Linked DNA regions of Homo sapiens: all the other regions are linked to region 1. Evidence: chromatin contacts called from ENCODE Hi-C data. All regions are on one chromosome and are shown on one strand. Each heading gives the region's core, a stretch centred on a gene start or an enhancer-like site at or near the end of the contact. The rest is flanking DNA. Distances are from core to core; before and after follow the strand shown.

Region 1 (4,149 bases), core at 1,162-3,661:
CAGGTTGTATAATTAAGTGCATAAGCCAAATTAATGATGCAGGGCCTATATCTTCAAAGAGCCTACGCTCCCAAGATTTCTTCACTTATGAATGGAAGAACAAAACTATAATGATGGGAATCACCTGACTTTTACAAAGCTAGATTCAACCATCATAATAAAGTATGTAATGTCACTCGTAATATAATGTACATGTCAGAGCATTTATCACAGGTATGTAAGTATTTTGACCTTCTGAAACACTAAAGTTTATCTCAAGCAGAGCGGGGAGAAAAATGTAGAATATCTGGCACCTCCAACAAGAACTGGCTTGGCATTTGACACTCTGAGATGCAGCTCTTTTTGAAGAGGCATCATGCTCTCTTAGATGCAAAGAGGTTAGTCCCGCGAGACTTTAACCAGGATTTGCAAGCCAGAGGAAGGACAGTTCACATTAGTGTTTATGTAGGGTGGCAAGAATTGCAGACAAACTATATTTTTCACAAATCACAGTAAATACCATTATTAGTAGTAGCCTCAAATTCAGAAATTAAGTGAATATGGGCATAAAATATATTATCTTTACCTTGGTTAAGTAACACAAGTGGTTAAGTAAATGTTTTAACATTTGGGATGATTAAAAGATATTTTGGAGCACATTAATTTCAAGACATCTTGCTAAGCTCTCTCCTTACTGTTAATACATGTTTCAAAATATAGATCCGATACTAGTATTGTCTCAGTTTTAGGCGCACACATCCCTATCATGTTGTTATACAAAGATGATGCCCCCATATATGTCCTGGGGGTAACTAGATCACCCAAAGGTCTCTCTACCTTTTGAAAGTACCTCACTCACCCAGCTTTAAGTGACCAGAGATTCCACGGCTTCATTTCAGTAGCTAAAACATCCAGAAGCCTCTATTAAGATGCAAATACTTTTCACAGGCTCCTTTGAAGATGGAAAATAAATAAATACATAAATAAATAAAAATAAATTTTTTAAAAGATGCAAATACCTCCTGGGAAAGGTAACAAGCCATATCATGTAATTGTGCTCAATTCTCTGTAAGAGAAACTCTTCAGTTTCAGATACTCTTAGGTCTTAGGAATTGAAAGCTAAGATCCAGAGGATAAAAGGAGGAAGGAAAATTTGATCAAGAGGTGTATGGGAAAGGAGGTGGAAGAAGCCCTATATTATAGACTATAACAGTCTTTATATTCTACAGATCATCAAAAGTTCTGATTGGCCTTTAACCCCTTAACTTTCATCCCAATGACACACCCAACACCCACACAATGCAAACCAAAACTAAGACGCACAGAAAACTTGCAGAGTTAAAATGCACTGGTGCCTTGCTGTCTTCCATTATCTTACAAAATGGCAAAACTGCAAATGTATGCTTTTTAAAAAGCCAACTCAATGACTGTGTCCAATGAAGAGCCACTGACGTATGAGAGACATTAATAATTTTCTTTCAATATCACTAAACTAGCCTAATTTTATCTTTAAGACAAACTCTTGATTCCCCCCTTAAGGGCTTTTTTAGTTCAAACTATTAATAGACACAATAAATTAAAAAAAAAAAATTAAAGTCCCCAACATCTTCCTAGGAGCATTACACAACGAGATGACTTTGAACGACTTTCCTCAGGATATATTCCAGTGCCCTGTAGAGAACTTTCCCCATCCCTGTAGACATGTGAGTAAGTAAAGAACACCTCAAGAACAAACTTTGTTGGCCACCAGCAGGGGAGCTCTTCAGCTTTTGTCCCCAAATCCATTCAAACAAAAGAAGCTCCGACTCCTCCAACCCACCCTTCGGACCCGCACCCCGCGGGGACTCTCCAGATGCGGGTGTCCACTCCCCCGCCAGCCCTACTTACTCCTCAACGCCCCAATGAGCAGAGAGCCGTCCTTAATGAGCTCCTTGATGAACTTGTTGGTTCGCTCCAGCTCAATCTCGTGACACTGCAAGCGCTCCCTGAAATCTGGGCTGTCCAAGTAGGAATCGCTGAACTCCAGAGTGGGCAGCCCCATGGCACAGGCGCTGCCAGCGGCGGCCGCGGACACGTCCGGGCCGGAGGTCAGGGCGGGGGCAGCCGGCGGCCGCGGCGGGCGCTGGGGTCGCGCGATCGCGGGGAAGGCGCCGGGACGCGAGGGGACTGATTGCGCGGAGGAAACGGGCCCCGAGCGCCGCGCCGCCTGCGCCGGGCTCAGTCTTCCTCCCCCGAGGCTAGGCGAGCGCAGGCGCGGGCGGCGGGCCGAGGCGCGAGTCCCCTCAGGTTGTTGTCATCTGGACGCATCGTCGTTCGGAACGCGGGGGCGGCGAGGCTCCGGGCCGCGGCCGGAGCAGGAAAGTTTCTCTCACGGCGCGCAGACACTTCCGGCAGTTCCACTCCCCAACTCTCTTGACAGTCGTCGGCGTTGTGAGCCAGAAGCAGCGCACAGCCGCAACTCCGGCCGGGCTGGGGAAACCCTCCCCCTCGGCGGACGCAGGCTCAGAGCGCTTGCAAATCGCACCCGGGCTCCCAGACCCTCCTCCCCGCCGCCGCGCTCCCACCCAGCGCCACCCCGCCCCTTCGCCCCTTTGCCCTCCTGCCCCACCCGTCCGCCCGCACTGGGCTCCAGGGCTCCCCGCGCTGCAGCCCCGCGCTTGCGCTCCGGCCTTGGCTGGGGTGTTAGCCCTGTCCCCTCTTGGGCCCCTGGTTTCGGCTAGCCCTTGGTGACACTTCGGGGTCCCTCGCTCCACAAAAGGATCTGACTCCCAATATACCTCCCCTAACAGTGTCCCCTCCACCCACTCCCTACAATTCTCTGGGAGAAAAACCAACGTTAAGTTTCCCTAAAGTCTGAGTATTTTGAAGCGTAGATGGAAGATACTACTGTCTAGCGTTCGTTTAGATTTTACTTCACACTTCCCCACCGAATGCATTTGAATTCCACGTTGAAAAATTGTCCCGTCGCTCTCCCACCCCTCAGCTTCAATGATCCAGCCTGGAGGTGTTTCTTCCCCCTGCCCCCACTCCATAGCTGGGAAGGTGGGACGATTTTTCAAGTCATCCTCACTCTGCTTACGTGCTCCTACTTCTAGTAGAATACCTATTTGCATCACAATAGTAGTATCTCCTATTGGCACCTGGATGGAATTGTCCTAGGAGCGGGAAAATTTTCAAATTGTTGAAGTGGACTGGAGTTTGAAATAAATAGTTAACTCCTACCCACAGGCTTTATCCTTCCTCCGGTGGAGGTTCACCTAATAAATTTCTGTTCTCTTAAAACCTTGACAGCAAAAGAAACGACTGCTTTACATCTCGTCCTGACATCATCTATAGGATTTCTGAGAACTCGGATATTGTTCTTAAGGATCTGCTTTTAATTTCTGCATTTTCATTGCTTTGTCCATATGAACCATCTGTTTAAAAACTATTCTACAGATCATGGGAAAAATTCCACTAAAGTGCTTTACATTTTTCCCAATTAAGTTTCAGAGCCAGTCAAGATTCTTGGTTTCAATTTTTTAAATGTACAGGAACATTAAAAATAACATGTAAACCTAAAACAGATAAGATAATGTAAACAGTATGGGCCAGGCGCAGTGACTTAACGCCTGTAATACCAGCATTCTGGGAGGCTGATGCAGGAGAATCACTTGAGGTCAGGAGTTGGAGACCATACTGGCCAACACGGTGAAACCCAGTTTCTACTAAAAAATACAAAAATTAGCTGGGCCTGGTGGCGCACGCCTGTAGTCCCAGCTACTTGGGAGGCTGAGGCAGGAGAGTCACTGGAATCCGGGAGGCGGCGATTGCCATGAGCCGAGATTACGAGATTACTCCACCGCACTCCAGCCTGAGTGACAGAACGACTCCATCTCAAAACACCTTCCATCCATATTCACATCTTTGGCCCCATATTGGCAAAATGACCAGTCACTATTAGAGCCATTTTAACTCCAAGTGTTAAATTTGTTTTTGTTAACTAAATACTCTTCAATTTTTTTTTTCTTTTGCAGGTTTGGGGAAGGGAGAGGCAGTAATTCTGTTTGTCAGTTAATGAAATGACATGACATAAACACCAGTGGACTGTGTCTCACCAGAGGTGATTTTGTATTTACTCATTACTCTGCCTGAAAGACAAAAAATCACCCAGGCCAAACAGTTTCCTTT
Region 2 (3,959 bases), core at 580-3,079, 3.2 Mb before region 1:
TAATAATGGATTCGAACTCTCCAAACTACACCAATTAATTTAATGTATCTTGCTTTTGTGTTCCCGTCTTTTTGAAATATAGACATGGATTTATAATGGCATTTTATATTTGGCAGGCCATCATAGATTATTTACAACCTAAAAGCTTTTGTGTATCAAAAAAATCACATTTTATTAATGTAAATTTCTAATCGTATACTTGCTCACTGTTCTGATTTCCTGTTTCTGAACCAAGTAAAATCAGTCCTAGAGGCTATGGTTCTTAATCTATGGAGCTTGCTTTAAGAAGCCAGTTGTCAATTGTGGTAACACAAGTTTGGCCCTGCTGTCCTACTGTTTAATAGAAAACTGTTTTACATTGGTTAATGGTATTTAGAGTAATTTTTTCTCTCTGCCTCCTTTGTGTCTGTTTTAAAGGAGACTAACTCCAGGAGTAGGAAATGATTCATCATCCTCCAAAGCAAGAGGCTTAAGAGAGAAACACCGAAATTCAGATAGCTCAGGGACTGCTAACAGAGAACTACATTTTTCTTATTGCCTTGAAAGTTAAAAGGAAAGCAGATTTCTTCAGTGACTTTGTGGTCCTACTAACTACAACCAGTTTGGGTGACAGGGCTGGTAAAGTCCCAGTGTTAGATGAGTGACCTAAATATACTTAGATTTCTAAGTATGGTGCTCTCAGGTCCAAGTTCAACTATTCTTAAGCAGTGCAATTCTTCCCAGTTATTTGAGATGAAAGATCTCTGCTTATTGAAGATGTACCTTCTAAAACTTTCCTAAAAGTGTCTGATGTTTTTACTCAAGAGGGGAGTGGTAAAATTAAATACTCTATTGTTCAATTCTCTAAAATCCCAGAACACAATCAGAAATAGCTCAGGCAGACACTAATAATTAAGAACGCTCTTCCTCTTCATAACTGCTTTGCAAGTTTCCTGTGAAAACATCAGTTTCCTGTACCAAAGTCAAAATGAACGTTACATCACTCTAACCTGAACAGCTCACAATGTAGCTGTAAATATAAAAAATGAGAGTGTTCTACCCAGTTTTCAATAAACCTTCCAGGCTGCAATAACCAGCAAGGTTTTCAGTTAAAGCCCTATCTGCACTTTTTATTTATTAGCTGAAATGTAAGCAGGCATATTCACTCACTTTTCTTTGCCTTTCCTGAGAGTTTTATTAAAACTTCTCCCTTGGTTACCTGTTATCTTTTGCACTTCTAACATGTAGCCAATAAATCTATTTGATAGCCATCAAAGGAATAAAAAGCTGGCCGTACAAATTACATTTCAAAACAAACCCTAATAAATCCACATTTCCGCATGGCTCATTCACCTGGAATAATGCCTTTTATTGAATATGTTCTTATAGGGCAAAACACTTTCATAAGTAGAGTTTTTTATGTTTTTTGTCATATCGGTAACATGCAGCTTTTTCCTCTCATAGCATTTTCTATAGCGAATGTAATATGCCTCTTATCTTCATGAAAAATAAATATTGCTTTTGAACAAAACTACTCCATTATTTAGTACTCAATTGCAGTTTTAAAAGGTGTACACTGCTAAAAAAGAAAAAAAAAAAGAAAAGAAAACTTCCAGCTGGACGCGGGGGCTCAAGCCTGTAATCCTAGCACTTGGGGAGGCCGAGGGGGTGGATCACACGGAGATCGAGACCATCCTGGTCAACATGGCGAAACCCTGTCTCTACTAAAAATACAAAAATGAGCCAGGTGTGGTGGTGGGCGCCTTTAGTCCCAGCTACTCAGGAGATTGAGGCAGGAGAATCACTTGAACCGGGAGGCAGAGGTTGCAGTAAGCCGAGATCACGCCACTGCACTCCAGCCTGGGCTGCAGAACAAGACTCCTTTCAAAAAAAAAAAAAAGGAAAACTTTTTTTCACAAATGCATCAAACTGTTTGGAATGACAAGATTGAGTGATTTCTGAAGGCTTCATTTTATAATGCCCGAAAGAACAACACTTTGTTCCCCAATTACAGGCTTCTGTTCTGTCTTTGTCCTGCAGCTGCACAGTGGGGCAAGACTTGGGTTTGGTTTTGTTGCTGCTTTGTTGCTTCTTCATTTGACTGTTTCCCCATGAGTCTTATAATGAATTATGTTCTCCTCTGACATTGTTCCTCACCTAAGAAAATCCACAGCTGTCTCTTCCTTGAGGCCTGAAGTCAACAACATTACAACCTCATTTCCCTTTTATCCACCTCCTTTTCCCATCTGGGTGGACACCCCAGCCAACTAGTGATTCAGTGTTATCAGTTCAGACAGACCAGTTTAGGAGCTACACTCCTATATCATTTGCTTTGTAATTTGTGAAGAGGCACATAGCATAAAGAGAGCTCTTCTAGCTGCAATGCACATGCAAGAATTTTTGCTTTTGATTATAGCCTAATCTTTATATCATCCTGCTGGAGACAAAATAGCAGCTGCAGTGTTGAATGAAACTCTGCCATTTTAGTGGTTTTAGGTCATTTGGGGAATGGGAGTAAAGACCTGTATTCTGTGGCAAGAATTAATTTTACCATCAGAAATACTAGCTAGTGTGTGAGCATGGGAGAGGGATGGGGACAGGGTCGAATAATTCTGTGCCTAATAGCTAATTCAAGTAACTGGGGTTTTTAGGTAAAAAGTCATAATAGTAATATATATATGTATATATATGTGAATATATGTGTATATATGTATGTATATATGTTGCATTTTAATACAAAGACATTAAGAATTTTATTTCATTTCCTGAAATGTTCACATGTCCAGTTTTATTCTGAGAATAACTCAACAGATGTCTAAATTGTTGATACTCTCCTAGGTTCCTCATAGAATATTAAATTAAAATTCAATAGATTAGTATTCATGCCTGAAGTCCTAGGAAATATAATTTTGTTTATTGGCAGCCCTAGTCAAACATGCTAGAAGACAGAATATTTATAATTCACTGGTTTTATTGACATTCACTCAAATTCTGTTGTTTTTAAAGATCAAGTTAAAGACTACACAGACCTTCAAAACTTAGCATAGCACAACTGGGATATCTCTCAAATAAAATAGGCATCAACAAGGGATAAGCAACTAACCACTTAATGTAAGACTTTATGCTTGCTTTTCCAGTTATATTTCTGAATTTTGCAAACTAATTTGTGTCCTTTTTTTGAATAAATTTCATTTCTATAGAGATGTCTAAAAATTATTTAGCAGACTACATTAAAAGAGAGTGGAGCTAACTTCTTAACATAGGTTAATATACTCAGTGCAACAAGCTGTGGACCAAGAAATCTTCATTTTCTAGCAAAATCATTTGACTTTGTGATTATTTTAAACTGTTTATACTTATTGCCAGGTTTAGTGACCAGAAACCAAATGTTAAAATCATTCTTGGATTCAATTTACATTTTAAATAATACCTACAATACAAGTTCCCTTTTAAGAACTAAGGTCTCTAACCTGTTTCTGGTTGAGGTCATAGTATAAATTTCTCCTCTTCAGGCCTTCTAGTGTCTTTCTAGACTTTCCTTTCTCCCTGTGTCTCCCACAGGCTTCCTTTCTCACCTGCCTCTACTTGTCAGTCTTCAAATCAGAGAAAATCAGGATCAATATCTGCTTTGGGAAAGACAGGAGATAGATCAGTCGAGGAGATCAACTGCATGGTTACCCAAGTGAGCAATTAATAGGGTAAAATTCCCAACTGCTTTAAGAAATCACTGCTTTTTGAGAGTCAAACACATCAGGTGCATATTTTTCAGTACTGTCCACTTTGGTGCAAACTTCAGGATATGGTGGTAGATATTTGTTGACTTCTGTCAATAGAAATTTAGCCACAGTCAATATGGGGAAAATTGACTAAATTACATGTTTCATTCATTCATTCAACAGCAAATACATTAAAGCCCGCTATGTATCAGACATGCTTTGAGGCTTGAAACACAAGATTCACAACAGAGGATAAAACTAGAG
Region 3 (4,470 bases), core at 920-3,419, 4.3 Mb after region 1:
TATTCACAATAGTAAAGACTTGGAACCAACCCAAATGTCCAACAATGATAGACTGGATTAAGAAAATGTGGCACATATACACCATGGAATACTATGCAGCCATAAAAATTGATGAGTTCATGTCCTTTGTAGGGACATGGATGAAGCTGGAAACCATCATTCTCAGCAAACTATCACAAGGACGAAGAAACAAACACCGCATGTTCTCACTCATAGGTGGGAATTGAACAATGAGATCACATGGACACAGGAAGGGGAACATCACACTCTGGGGACTGTTGTGGGGTGGGGTGAGGGGGGAGAGATAGCATTAGGAGATATGCCTAATGCTAAATAACGAGTTCATGGGTGCAGCACACCAGCATGGCACATGTATACATATGTAACAAACCTGCACGTTGTGAACATGTACCCTAAAACTTAAAGTATAATAATAATAAAATTTAAAAAAAGAAATAAAAGAAATTATAAAACAAACAAAAAATCTGAGTGTATTTGTCCCCATTTCCAAGCTAACAGGATTGGTGAAAATAAAATGGACTAAAGTAGGCTATCCTATAGGGAACTAAATTGCAAATAAATCCAGTATTGAGATGTTTGCCTTGATTTTGCCTATTTCTATCCATAGCTCAGTTTGAAACGACCATATTCGTGAAATGCCAGAGTTTGTTTAGATTACTGAAGGTATATTATTTGAGACCTCAAATCCAAATGACTTCCAAATTAGGATACCCAGAATATTTTTGGTCCTGACTGTTGCAGTATTATGCTCACCTTAATTTAATCTTCATAATTGAAAATAAGCAGAATCCACAATAAGTTTTTTTTTTTTTTTTGGAGACAGAGACTCACCCTGTTGCCCAGGTTGGAGCGCAGTGGCGTGATCTTAGCTCACTGCGACCTCCGCCTCCTGGGTTCCAGCAATTATCCTGTCTCAGCCTCCCGAGTAGCTGGGATTACAGGCGTATGACACCATGCTCAGCTAATTTTTGTAGTTTTAGCAGAGACGGGGTTTCACCATATTGGCCAGGCTGGTCTTGAACTCTTGAACTCAGGTAATACACCTGCCTTGGCCTCCCAAAGTGCTGGGATTACAGGCGTGAGCCACTGTGCCTGGCCAGGATTGGATATTTTAAAGGTTGGATCACTTGAAAATGGGGGAACAATGATCTGTGTGAGATCTATTTGGTTTCTATTATTAAACTTCTTGAAACTCAGAGCCAGGTGCAGTAGTGGTGAGTACCTGTAGTTCCAGCTACTCAGGAGGCTCAAGTGGGAGGATCACTTGAGCCCAGGAGTTCAACTCCAGCCTGGGCAACATAACAAGACTCCATTAAAAGAAAAAAAAAAAAAAAACTTTTTGAAACTCAGCTGCTACACATTGACTTTCCTCATTGTATATGTGCACCAGGTAGCTAAGGATACTTCAGGTCTTATATTTGGTTTTTCATAGGCAATCATGCATTCCCAAAAAAAAAGCGTTTTTTTCTAGAACTGGTATCGATAATTGTATCATTCTCATAAAATATTTTATTTATCCCAACTGATTTGCCTGTGATCACCCAGACTCACTTATCCAGAGACACACAAATGGGCAGGCAGGTAGACAAACGCTACACCTGCCTGCCCTTTAGGAGCTAACAATGTGATTACCTCTCCTCTCCACGCGCAACCCCTTCCGCCCTCAACACACACATTCATATCTTCCTTATTCTATTAATGAACATTTCCTCGGTGCTCACACAGCTCGTGCTAGGTTGCTCAGTGGTGTCATTTACAATATACTGAAAAATGAAAATGATATCCTCAGCGGGGCGTAATGTAGGGCTGAAAGGGAAAACACATTCCTGGCCCGGAATTTCTTAAACATTTAGAGCTGGTGAAATGGTTGTGTAGAGGTTGGGGAATTTCCCCAGCCTTCCCCGCTTAACCGAGTCTGATGCTGAGCTGAGCCAGGGCAGCTGAGATGCGCAGGGCTTGGGATTTACCTCTTCAGCCACTGGGAGGCCCTCTGCGTTCCCCTTTCCCCGGTGCCTGGCTGCGATTACTCACTCGCGCAGTGGCACCAGCCTTCCACCAGGGAGCCTCGAACGAGCTCTCCCGCCCTCTCCCCGCCCCCCCACCCCCATCTGCAGCTTGCTGGCTCTCTCTTTCTCCTTCTCTGTCTCACTCTCTCTCTTTCTCTCCCTCTCCTATCGGAGCACAATGAAAGCCTGTGTATCGCCGTGACTCCGGGCGCGAGCCAGTGTCAGCAAAGCGGCTAACAACAGACGAGAAAGAGAAAGGAAAATACAAGCTACTTTTTTTTTCCATCTATAAAGCGGAGCAAATACAGGAGATAGAACCAGATTGCTTATTGCGAGTCCAGACCCTCAGATCCACTGGCCGGGGATGGAATGTACAAAAGTGGACAGAAAAGTGGCTGGACATGACTCGGTGCAATTTGCTGGAAGTTTGTAAGTTTGACCATCGTTTGTAAATTACTCTCGGAAGAGTTTGTCTCTCTTGATACTGTATTAGAATAGAGCCGGGGGTGAGGAATAGAAACGTAAGCGGGAAAGAAAAAAATGTGTTGAAGGATCTCTCTCAGTGGCTAGCGACTTAAGATTGCTTTTCATTTAAGGCTAGGAAACCTTAGAGGGAGTGAGGATTTTACCGGTGATTGGATTAGCTGAAGAAAAAAGCATGGTCCAAAAGTCCAATTACTGACATTGTTAACAGTTGAAAAGCTGTCTCCCTCTTTTGGGAGAAGACAACATCCTACAGTACCCCAAAGAGGAGAAAACACCGGAGCGAAAGGAAAGGGAGGAAAAATTAAAAGCCAAAAGACAGTCTCCCTTGATTTTTGCACATTTTGAACAGTGACTTAAACATCTTCTGAAACAGCACTGTTTTGTTTTGTTTTGGTTTTTTATTTAACCTGAGGAAAAGTCAAGGCTGCTGGTTACATAGACATGGTAGAAATGTGTTTCTCTGCAGAAACATCCCCATAAAGAATTGTCGGAAACAACTAGGTGAGGGGGAGTCCTCTCTATTAATACCTCTCTCAATACCTTTTGCTGTGTGTTTCTGTCTCTTGCTGGACAATCCCTGAATTCTTGATCTAACCCCCAGATCGTGTGTTTACAAAGTACCTAGTGGCTCTTGTCAGCTTGGTGGAGGAAAAAAAATCCACCAACTCTGTCCAACTTCTCCAGAGCTGTCAAATGCAATTAGAGTAAGTTAATCAGGGTTTGTTTCCAACTTATCCTCCCCCCAGTTGGTTTCTATTCTTTCTCCCCACCCTCTTTTTACTAACTCCCCTCCCCCACAACTTCTCCACGGCTCCCCCACAACCTCTGAAGACCTCTATTCATGTGGCCCTGAACACTGAGCTCACATTGTCAAAAACAGACTTGCCTGCAATAGCCAGCAGTAGCCTCTTTCCACCTCACCATCCCAGAGGCAGCAATCATTGTGTCCGGTAAGATGGGGGACACAGCGCCCCCGCAGGCCCCCGCAGGAGGGCTAGGGGGGGCCTCTGGGGCGGGGCTCCTTGGAGGGGGCTCAGTCACCCCGAGAGTGCACAGTGCTATCGTGGAGCGCCTCCGGGCTCGGATCGCTGTCTGCCGCCAACACCACCTGAGCTGTGAAGGACGATATGAACGAGGTAGGGCCGAGAGCTCAGACCGGGAAAGAGAAAGCACCTTGCAGCTCCTGAGCCTTGTACAGCATGGCCAGGGGGCAAGGAAAGCTGGCAAACACACCAAGGCCACCGCCACTGCTGCCACCACTACAGCCCCTCCACCGCCCCCTGCTGCCCCTCCTGCGGCCTCCCAAGCAGCAGCAACAGCAGCCCCACCGCCCCCACCAGACTATCACCATCACCACCAGCAGCACCTGCTGAACAGTAGCAATAATGGTGGCAGTGGTGGGATAAACGGAGAGCAGCAGCCGCCCGCTTCAACCCCAGGGGACCAGAGGAACTCAGCCCTGATTGCGGTAAGCACCTGGCTTTCTCATGGTTCTGGCTGTGGTCCTGTGACCTTTTGTGAGGGTAGAGTTTGCTTTGGCCTAAGGTAGAGTGGATGGCAATGAAAAAGGCCAAGATGTCACCTGACTACCTTAAAGGCCATTGGGTGTGTTCGGGTGGTTTCATGCGCCTACTCATCATGTTCTGTTGGTGCTCACTCCTGGGTTTTCCTTCGCTTATAGGATATTCCTTAACTGATAAGAAGCCTGAGTTTTCCAGAGGCTCTCTGGGGTCCACATCTTATAAAAGAAGAGGCTACCAGCTGGCAAGATCTGAGCCACTGAGGAAGGTTCTATCTCATGGATCCTCCAGCTTTGGCCAGCCAGCTCTGATTAGGCCCCCAAGCCATTTTTCAGCCCCAAAGCATTTATCAGCCCAGCTGGCCTTTATTAAAGCCTTTTTCTCCTTGCCCCATTTCCCCTCTCCCTTTTGAAGTGACCCCCTTCTTCTTCGCTTAA

What was found. A loop is a pair of places that touch in the nucleus more often than their neighbours do. Pooled maps may share reads with other maps.
Region 2: a loop to region 1 is called in a map with no recorded cell type, with 9 times the contacts of the local background. The contact joins the promoter of PDGFDDN here to the promoter of ARHGAP42 in region 1. A Hi-C loop is called at or near these places in 6 of 37 single-sample maps with no recorded cell type and 4 of 50 pooled maps.
Region 3: a loop to region 1 is called in a map with no recorded cell type, with 5 times the contacts of the local background. The contact joins the promoter of MAML2 here to the promoter of ARHGAP42 in region 1. A Hi-C loop is called at or near these places in 3 of 37 single-sample maps with no recorded cell type and 3 of 50 pooled maps.

What each region holds. Positions count from the first base shown.
Region 1 is chr11:100,685,550-100,689,698 of GRCh38, reverse strand. ARHGAP42 (Rho GTPase activating protein 42) reads right to left here and starts at 2,411. Exons shown (of 24, transcript NM_152432.4): 1 at 1,867-2,411. The coding sequence starts at 2,020. ARHGAP42-AS1 (ARHGAP42 antisense RNA 1) reads left to right here and starts at 1,744. Exons shown (of 2, transcript NR_133571.1): 1 at 1,744-2,066; 2 at 3,996-4,149. RefSeq lists enhancers at 1,647-2,016, 2,337-2,386, 2,100-2,810 and silencers at 2,037-2,206, 2,507-2,696, 2,747-3,041.
Region 2 is chr11:103,904,740-103,908,698 of GRCh38, reverse strand. PDGFDDN (PDGFD downstream neighbor) reads left to right here and starts at 1,829. Exons shown (of 4, transcript XR_947960.3): 1 at 1,829-3,959. It overlaps PDGFD (platelet derived growth factor D), which reads left to right. Exons shown (of 7, transcript NM_025208.5): 7 at 1-1,510.
Region 3 is chr11:96,340,894-96,345,363 of GRCh38, reverse strand. It overlaps MAML2 (mastermind like transcriptional coactivator 2), which reads left to right and starts at 2,169. Exons shown (of 5, transcript NM_032427.4): 1 at 2,169-3,981. The coding sequence starts at 3,469. MIR1260B (microRNA 1260b) reads right to left here and starts at 3,926; the gene lies at 3,838-3,926. RefSeq lists silencers at 1,986-2,175, 3,293-3,552.